Regions from separate parts of the Homo sapiens genome. Here region 2 is linked to region 1. The links are chromatin loops, found by intact Hi-C in ENCODE. Cell type or tissue: CD4-positive, alpha-beta T cell. All regions are shown on one strand.

The links. Hi-C counts contacts between places; a loop is a spot of excess contacts. Peaks named below come from ENCODE experiments on the same cell type or tissue, not always from the same donor. Only the 100,000 strongest peaks of a DNase experiment are listed, where the experiment ranks them.
Region 2: a loop joins it to region 1, with 25 times the contacts of the local background. A loop is called at or near these places in 12 of 110 quality-filtered maps.

The regions. Positions count from the first base shown.
Region 1 is chr11:55,661,713-55,666,712 of GRCh38, reverse strand. It overlaps OR4C6 (olfactory receptor family 4 subfamily C member 6), which reads right to left and starts at 4,512. Exons shown (of 2, transcript NM_001004704.2): 1 at 4,465-4,512; 2 at 617-1,588. The coding sequence starts at 1,546. The coding sequence ends at 617. In CD4-positive, alpha-beta T cell, no CTCF peak of the experiment used is centred here; no DNase peak of the experiment used is centred here.
Region 2 is chr11:55,593,499-55,598,498 of GRCh38, reverse strand. No RefSeq gene overlaps it. Among named protein-coding and RNA genes, the nearest start is that of OR4C11, 12 kb to the left of the region's middle. In CD4-positive, alpha-beta T cell, no CTCF peak of the experiment used is centred here; no DNase peak of the experiment used is centred here.

The DNA of each region.
Region 1 (5,000 bases):
TTAAATATCTCTTTTTCAAATAGTCATTTTCCTTATACAATTTATTCACCTATTGATTCAAACTTCTAATCACATCACTCATTAAATTATTGAATATATATTATATTATTGATATTTGTTTCTAAGACAATGGGAAGCTAGGGAAGGGTATAAAGCAGTAAAGTATCATAATATCTAATTTGCACAGAATCTGAATCATAAACCCAGTTTTACAATTTTAAAAGCTTCCTCTCTGCCGGGCACAGAGCTCATGTCTGTAATCCCAGCACTTTGGGAGGTAGAGGCAGGGGAATCACTTGCGCTCGGGAGTTCAAGACCAGCTTTGGCAACAGGGTGAAATTCCATCCTACTGAATATAAAAAAATTAGCCGGGTGTCATGGCACGTGCCTGTAGTCCCAGCTACTGGGGAGGCTAAGGCAGAATAATCACCCAGGAGGTGGAGACTGCAGAGCCAAGATAGTGCCACCGCACTCCAGCCTGGGTGACACAGTGAGACTCTGTCTCAAAAAAAGCTTCCTTTGACAGCCACCGAGGAATGGACAGTTTTAGCTCTTACACATTTCTGAAAGAATGACTTCTCCTTTTGGGAAATACATGATGTTCTCAGCATTGCAGTTATTTCCCAGCCAAAGCCTCCCATTTCATCCAGAGTTTCTTCATGGCACTTTTCACCTCTGCATTCCTCAGTGTATAGATCAAGGGATTTAACATGGGTGTGATGATTGAGTCTGACACAGCCATTGCCTTGTCTATGGGGTGAGTGACCACAGGCCTCATGTACAAGAAAATACAGGGGACAAAGAACAATACAACCACCGTGAGGTGGGAGCTGCAGGTAGAGAGGGCTTTGTGCCGCCCTTTAGAGCTGTAAGACTTCAGGGAGCATAGGATGACCGTGTAGGACGCAATTAAGATAAGAAAGATGGCCACACACATCATCCCACTGTTGAGGGTAACTAAGAGGCCCAGGATGTGGGTGTCCGTGCAGGCAAGTGTCAACAACTGAAACAAATCACATATAAAGTGATCTATGATATTAGGACCACAGAAGGGTATTTGATACATGAAGAGAAGTTGTATCATTGCGTGCATAAATCCCCCCACCCAAGCCCCTCCTACCATTAGGCAGCACACCCGTGGACTCATGATGATCGTGTAGTGCAGGGGCTTACAGATGGCCACGTAGCGGTCATAGGCCATCACAGTGAGGAGGATGATCCCCACACCACCAAAGAAATGCTCCACAAACAGCTGGGTGAGGCAGCCTTTGAGAGAGATGGTAGTGCTCTTGGAGAGGGTGTCTACAATCACCTTGGGGGCAACGACAGATGAGAACATGACATCCAAAAGGGACAAGAAGGTAAGAAAAAAATACATAGGTGACCTCAGACTCTGACTTGTGATAATAGTTACCACAATAAGTAGATTTTCCAGCACTGTGGCTACATACATGACAAGAAACACAGCAGAAAATATTTTCCACAGCTCCAGGTTCTCTGTGAGACCCAGAAGAATGAATTCAGTCACATTGTTTTGATTTTCCATTTCTCAGGTGTTGATATGAGTTCCAGCTGAGAGTTGAGAATCCTAAATAAGCAAGATATGATTTATAATTAGTGACTAATTTGGCTTCTTGTATTTCCAGGACCTCAGGGAATTTGTTCTTTGTTTTTACCCATGTATTCTCCATCTAGGCATTTGACTTCTAAGAATGTGCTAAATAAATAATTTAAAAGGGAAATACTTTATTTATGCAAGGCTTCCCCAAGCCTTTTCTCCTCCCTTTCTAAATTGTGTTTCTATGTGAAATAGATTTTTTCCTCCTTGTCCTACCTTTATAATAGTTATTATTAATAGATAACTTTTTTAGCACCTACCTCACCTTGGAGGCAATTCCTTATTCCAGGCATTAGAATAATTCTATGATTGGCTTTGTTTTACAGAAACAGGAACGTACTCTCATACAGTTTAGGAACCTTAAGCAAGGTCACATAGCTCTTCAGTAGTGAAGCTAGAATTTGGACCTTATATTCTGATGCCGGAATCAGTACCCTCAAATATCAATACAGCTTCTCTAGTAATTATGCTGTGAGATTTATCATTCACCAATCACTATGCTAAGTATATTACAATTATTATCCTGCTTATCTTAAAAATAATGTGATGAAGTAGGTTATTCTTGTGCTTTTTAAAAAAATATTGATTCTTTTCCAATTGTGTGCTTTTCTTCTAAATTTTAAATGATCATCATATACCTAAAAGTAGTTACTATATAATCCCTGACTTCATTGTTCAGTAATGAAGATTATAAACCATCATGGTTCAGCAAAACTCCAGATCCCCAATACAACTGACTTGAACCTTGAATTAGCCTGAGTCATTCCTTTCAGTTTCCTCTGTTTCCTAAATGGAACAAAGGATTTCAGAGCATAATGACAACAACTAAGCAATTAGCTTTTAGGCTAACAATGCTGCTGGGCACTATGCCAGATATGTTAGCCATATTATTTCATTTAAACCTCATGATACCACATGAGGTAGGTACCTATACTACTCCCATCGTAAAGAGAGACCAAAGCCCTTAGGAGTTAAATATCTTGCACGAGATTATATAACTATTTTGTGGTGGAGCTGGCATTTTGCTCACACGGCTTCGATTCATACCTAGTATATCCCACCACATGAGAAGAGAAGAATAGATTGTATTTCAGGGAAGTTACTACTGCAACCAAGAGAAAAACCTGCAGTAAAGAATGCCTCATATTACTAGGGACTATAAAGCAGACCTGGATGCCACATCTAAGAAATTTTGCAAAAAGCAAAGCTTCACATTGATATTTGGATTATGCCCCTCTGTTAATGCTAAGAAGTCACTCCTGCTTTTCAGTAGCCCACTCCACCCCCATCCCTTACACTGAATGCAGAACAACCACAGGAAACTGTGGAAGTGCCATATATTACTTAATCTCATCCTCTCCTCCCTAGCCCCAGGACTGAGTACTTTCTTGCAACAATCCTTGTGAAGTTAAAGGAACGCTGGCTTGGGAGTCAATAAATGACAAGTAGATTTTATTCCACTTTGCATCACTAACTTAATCTGTATTTGAGCATGCTGCTGGCATCTCCGAAACCTGGTTTTCTCATCTGCAGTATAAGGATGGTTTCCTAGATGAGTATCAGCAGGACTGGCTCTGTCCTCTTCAAACACAAACACTCAGTTGTTATTTGCATTAATTGTTTATGTCTCTGGGTAGGATTTCCTTAGAGGGGTTGTTCATTTCATGTTCAGAAAAATGAAAGCCGCTATTCTAGAATATATATGCCCTGTCTGTCCTTAAGTTTGGGACCTAGTATGACCCTGTGTTGATACGGAACAGAATTGAACTTTTCCAACTGACATTCAGGTCTCATCACCAGCCCCTTTTCTCTTACTGTTTGGACTTCATTTCTCATGTGCTTCACTGTATTTATTCCACCATCAGTCCCACTTACTTCCTGCCAGACTCATACCCTGTTATTTTTTTCCATACTTAATCTTCTGTTCAAAGGGTATGTTCCTGAATTCAGACACAGCAAACCTACCTCTAAGTCCTAGCCAGGCTACATACTGGCTTTGTAATCTCAACCTCCCCAGTCCTCAATTTCTGCAACAGCACAATTAGTGAAAGAGAAGCCATAGCTACCATGTTTGTATTACTTACTGATTATGGGCAATGACTAAACATCTTTTTCTCATTTGATTATCATGAACGGCCATATGAAATAAGTATTATGACTGGATTTTCTGAAGCAGCAACTGAGGCTTAGAGAAATTGCATAGCTGCCTCACAGTTTCTTGCAGGCATGTGACTAACTCCGATGCCCAGGCTACCAACTCCTTTGCCTCACAGCGCCCCAGTATTTTCACCTGATGGCTCACAAAACTGCTGTGAAGGCTAATGGAGGTAATACCCATAAAGGGTGGGAGTGCAGTATTCGTGTTGGTTTTCCTGATCATGTCACATGTCTGTAAAGTCCAGGCTTGCCTAGTGCCTCTGTCTATGCCCTCAGTCAACCAATTCTCCCCACTGCCTACCGCCACTTTCACCAGTCTGAATATTTCTCCACCCACTCACAAGATGTGTTTTCTATATATCATTACTTTATGTTTATTACATGTTTCTCTTATTTCCATAAGCAAATGCTTAAGAATTGCTACTTCTTCCACATATCTCAGAGTTCCTGGGAATAGTAAAGTTGCAGTGGACATCAATATCATTTATCAATTGGAAGGAAACTGCAGTGAGCAGTGGGACATAGATAATGCTGGTGCCAGCCCATCCTCCATGTGTGAAAGTAAATCTCTTCTAGAGTCTGGTTGCTATTTCCCTATCCAATAAGCTCAATGATGACATTTTCTAACTGTCATCTTTTACCCTGTGTATTCCTAGACAATTCAGCCTACATCAATAATTAAACTGTACCTTGAACTTCCAGTTCAATCTTGAATCACACCATCAGCCACCTTCATGGCATGTTCTTGCACGGTAGGTAGTAAGGAATTCTTTTTTAAAGAGCTGTTCTAGGAAAGACAGAGGCAATTATAATTAATTCTTCATAGTTCCCTCACTTTTCCTACTAATTTAAGTAGACAACAGATAATCCAAAAAATTGTCAAATGTGACCTATTTTCTTAAATAAAGGGCAGGTAAAATAATGACAATAGAAATAACTGTTGAATAGAAATAACTGAACTGTTTTCATAAAGAAATGAAAGAAAAGAAATGATTTAAGCCTTAAAGCTAGACTGTGGCTAAGATAAAGTAAGACCAGGGGCTACTCCCAGCAGGTGGAGCAGATGTACAAAGGCCCAGAGGAGGGACAAAGGGACTTTGTGCAGTGTAAAACACAGAGCAAGGAATGTGAGTCACATACACCAGGTTCTAATTTTGACTTCTGGAACACTTTTCAATTTATTAAGGATGACTTATTCTTTCATATGTGCATTTGTACTTAGAAA
Region 2 (5,000 bases), 68 kb after region 1:
TTCATCTCACTGGGGAATGTTGGAAAGTGGGTGCAGGACAGTGGGTGCAGCACACTGAGCATGAGCCGAAGCAGGGTGAAGCATCGCCTCACCTGGGAAGCACAAGGGGTCTGGAAATTCCCTTTCCTAGGCAAAGAAAGAGGTGACAGATGGCACCTGGAAAATTGGGTTACTCTCACCCTAGTACTCCGCTTTTCCAACAGGCTTAGCAAACTTCACACCAGATTCTATCCCGCAACTGGCTAGGATAGACCAATAACAGGCTCTGAAATTGCAGCAATAATTAATAGCCTACCAACCAAAAAAAGTCCAGGACAAGATGGATTCACAGCCGAATTCTACCAGTGGTACAAGGAGGAGCTGGTACCATTCCTTCTGAAGCTATTCCAATCAATAGAAAAAGAGGGAATCCTCCCTAACTCATTTTGTGAGGCCAGCATACTGCTGATACCAAAGCCTGGCAGAGATACAACAAAAAAAGAGAATTTTAGACCAATATCCCTGATGAACATCGATGCAGAAATACTCAATAAACTACTGGCAAACAAAATCCAGCAGCACATCAAAAAGCTTATCCACCATGATCAAGTGGGCTTCATCCCTAGGATGCAAGGCCCGTTCAACAGACACAAATCAATAAACCTAATCCAGCATATAAACAGAACCAAAGACAAAAACCACATGATTATCTCAATAGATGCAGAAAAGGCCTTTGACAAAATTCAACAATGCTTCATGCTAAAAACTGTCAATAAATTAGGTATTGATGGGACATATCTCAAAATAATAAGAGCTATCTATGACAAACCCACAGCCAATATCATACTGAATGGGCAAAAACTGGAAGCATTCCCTTTGAAAACTGGCACAAGACAGGGATGCCCTCTCTCACAACTCCTATTGAACATAGTGTTGGAAGTTCTGGCCAGGGCAATCAGGCAGGAGAAGGAAATAAAGGGTATTCAATTAGGAAAAGAGGAAGTCAAATTGTCCTTGTTTGCAGATGACATGATTGTATATCCAGAAAACACCATCATCTCAGCCCAAAATCTCCTTCAGCTGATAGGCAACTTGAGCAAAGTGTCAGGATACAAAATCAATGTGTAAAAATCACAAACATTCTTATACACCAATAACAGACAAACAGAGAGCCAAATCATGAGTGAACTCCCATTCACAATTGCTTCAAAGAGAATAAAATACCTAGGGATCCAACTTACAAGGGATGTGAAGGACCTCTTCAAGGAGACCTACAAACCACTGCTTAATGAAATAAAAGAAGATACAAGCAAAGGGAAGAGCATTCTATGCTCATAGGTAGGAAGAATCAATATCGTGAAAATGGCCATACTGCCCAAGGTAATTTATAGATTAAATGCCATCCCCGTCAAGCTACCAATGACTTTCTTCACAGAACTGGAAAAAACTACTTTAAAGTTCATATGTAACCAAAAACTAGCCCACATTGCCAAGTCAATCTGAAGCCAAAAGAACAAAGCTGGAGGCCCCATGCTACCTGACTTCAAACTATAATACAAGGCTACTGTAACCAAAACAGCATGGTACTGGTACCGAAACAGAGATATATATCAATGAAACAGAACAGAGCCCTCAGAAATAATGCTGCATATCTACAACCATCTGATCTTGGACAAACCTGACAAAAGCAAGAAATGGGGAAAGGATTCCCTATTTAATAAATGGTGCTGGGAAAACTGGCTAGCCATATGTAGAAAGCTGAAACTAGATCTCTTCCTTACACCGTATACAAAAATTAATTCAAGATGGATTAAAGACTTAAATGTTAGACCTAAAAACATAAAAACCCTAGAGGAAACCTAGGCAATATCATTCAGTACATAGGCATGGACAAGCTCTTCATGTCTAAAACAACAAAAGCAATGGCAACAAAAGCCAAAATTGACAAATGGAATTTAATTAAACTCAAGAGCTTCTGCACAGCAAAAGATACTACCATCAGAGTACACAGGCAACCAACAGAATGGGAGAAAATTTTCGCAACCTACTCATCTGACAAAGGGCTAATATCCAGAATCTACAATGAACTCAAACAAATTTACAAGAAAAAAACAAAACCCCATCAACAAGTGGGCAAAGATATGAACAGATACTTCTCAAAAGAAGATATTTATGCAGCCAAAAGACACATGAAAAAGTGCTCATCATCACTGGCCATCAGAGAAATGCAAATCAAAACCACAATGAGATACCATCTCACACCATTTAGAATGGTAATCATTAAAAAGTCAGGGAACAACAGGTGCTGGAGAGGATGTGGAGAATTAGGAAATCTTTTACACTGTTGGTGGGACTGTAAACTAGTTCAACCATTGTGGAAGTCAGTGTGGCGATTCCTCAGGGATCTAGAACTAGAAATACCATTTGACCCAGCCATCCCATTACTGGATATATATCCAAAGGATTATAAATCATGCTGCTATAAAGACACATGCACACCTATGTTTATTGCAGCACTATTCACAATAACAAAGACTTGGAACCAAGCCAAGTGTCCAACAATGATAGACTGGATTAAGAAAATGTGGCACATATACACCATAGAATACTATGCAGCCATAAAAAATGATGAGTTCATGTCCTTTGTAGAGAAATAGATGAAGCTGGAAACAATCATTCTCAGCAAACTATCGCAAGGACAAAAAACCAAACACCGCCTGTTGTCGCTCATAGGTGGGAATTGAACAATGAGAACACATGGACACAGGAAGGGGAACATCACACACCAGGGCCTGTTGTGGGGTGGGGGGAGGGGAGAGGGATAGCATTAGGAAATATATCTAATGTTAAATGACAAGTTACTGGGTGCAGCACACCACCATGGCACATGTATACATATGTAAATAACCTGCACATTGTGCACATGTACCCTAAAACTTAAAGTATAAAAAGAAATGCACACTGAAAGAAGCCCAAATACAGCTTTCAGAAGATTTTTCAGCACAAACTCTTTAGGCAAGAAGAAATTGGGGTTACATATCCAACGTGCTGAAAACAAACAAACAAACAAACAGTCAACTAAGAATACTTTACCTGGCAAATCTGTTCTTCAGAAAAAAAGGAGAAATAAAAACGTTCCCAGACAAACAAAAGTTAAGGGAGTTCATCACCAGGAGGTCTTCAGAGGAATTACCAAAAGTCTAAAATTTATGACATGACACATATGAAACTAAAAATATGTCAACGGCATAAGTAATTCATACTCAGAGTTCTCTAATACTGTAAGGTTAGTGTGTAAAAAAAGTTGTATCACTACGTAAGTTTTAAAAGACAAAACTATTGAAAACAACTGTAGCTACAATAAATTGTTAAGGCATAAAAATTACAAAAACAAATATAAATGTTGACATCAAAATCCTAAAAAGTGAATGGGATGAAAGTATAGAGTTTTTCTATGCAATGAAAGGAAAGTTGTTATCAGCTCAAAGTATACTGTTATAAGATTAAGATATTTTATGTAAGCTCCATGTTTACCATGAAGCAAAAACCTGTAGTATTTGCACCTAACATGAAAAGGACTCAAAGCACACCACCACATAAAACCTTCAAACTACAAAAGAAGACAAGACAGGAAGAATCAAAAGATCTGAAAAAAATGAAAAAAGTAAAAAAATCAGAACACAAATTGTAAATGGCAGTAGTAAGTTCTTACCTATTGATAGTTACCTTAAATATAAATGAGTTATATTCTCCAATAAAAACATTTACAGCAACTGATTGGATTAAAAAACAATATACAACAATATGCTGCCTATAAGAGACTCATTTTACTAGTAAGAACACACATAAATTAAAAGTGAAGGGATGGAAGAAAATATTCCATGCAAATGGAAACCAAAAGAAAGCAGAGGTGGCTATATTTATATCTCAAAATAAGCCTTTAGCCAAAAACTGTGAAAAGAGACAAAGAAGATAATTCTATTAATATAATGATAAAAGGATAAATTCACCAAGAGACATAACAATTAACTATGACTGCACCCAATTGAACAGCAGAGCATCTAAATACATAAAGAAATTGTTAGCCAGGTGTGGTGACTCATACCTATAGTCCCAGCTACTCTGCAGGATAAGGCAGAAGTATCACTGAGTCCAGGAGTTCGAGGCTGCAGTGAGCTATGATAGCATCACTAGACTTCAACCTGGACTCCAGTCCTGTCTCAAAAAATAAAAATAAAAATAAATAATTTGGATAATATTGAATATTGAAAAAAATAAAAATAAATAATTTTAAAAATCCATTATTTAGTGTTCTGAAGGGAGAGAGTCTGACATAAAATAATAGCACCTCATGTTTAAAAATGAACAGGTCCACTGAAACAAGACAAGGATGTCCATTCTCAAAATTTATTTTTATATTTAAATTAGTACTGAAAGTATTAGCCAGATCAATTAGGCAAGATAAAGAAATAAAAGACATCCAAATGGGAAAAGAGAAGCACAATTATGCCTGTTTAAAGATGACATAACAAAATACAAAAACAAATACAAACATGCTAGACCTCAAAAAATACCGTAAAGTTGCTGAACACAAGTCAATATACAAAATTTAGTTGAATTTCTGTACACTAATGACAAAATCACTGGAAAAGATATTAAGAAAACAATCCCATTTAGTATAGCATCAAAAATAATAAAATTATTTTATTTTATTTTATTTTTATTATTATTTTTGTAAGACAGGGTCTCACTCTGTTGCCTAGGGTTAGAGTGCAGTGGTGCAATCATGGCTCGCTGCAGCCTCAATCTCCTGGATTCAACCCATCCTCCAGCCTCAGCATCCCAAATAGCTGAGACTACATGCATGCACCACCTACCCAGCTATTTTTTTAAATTCTTAATTATTATTTTTTGTGTGTGGAGACAAGATCTCACTATATTGCCCAGGCTTGCCTCAAACTCCCGAGGTTAAAGGATCATCCTGCTTCCATCTCCCATAGTGCTAGGATTACAGGAATGCA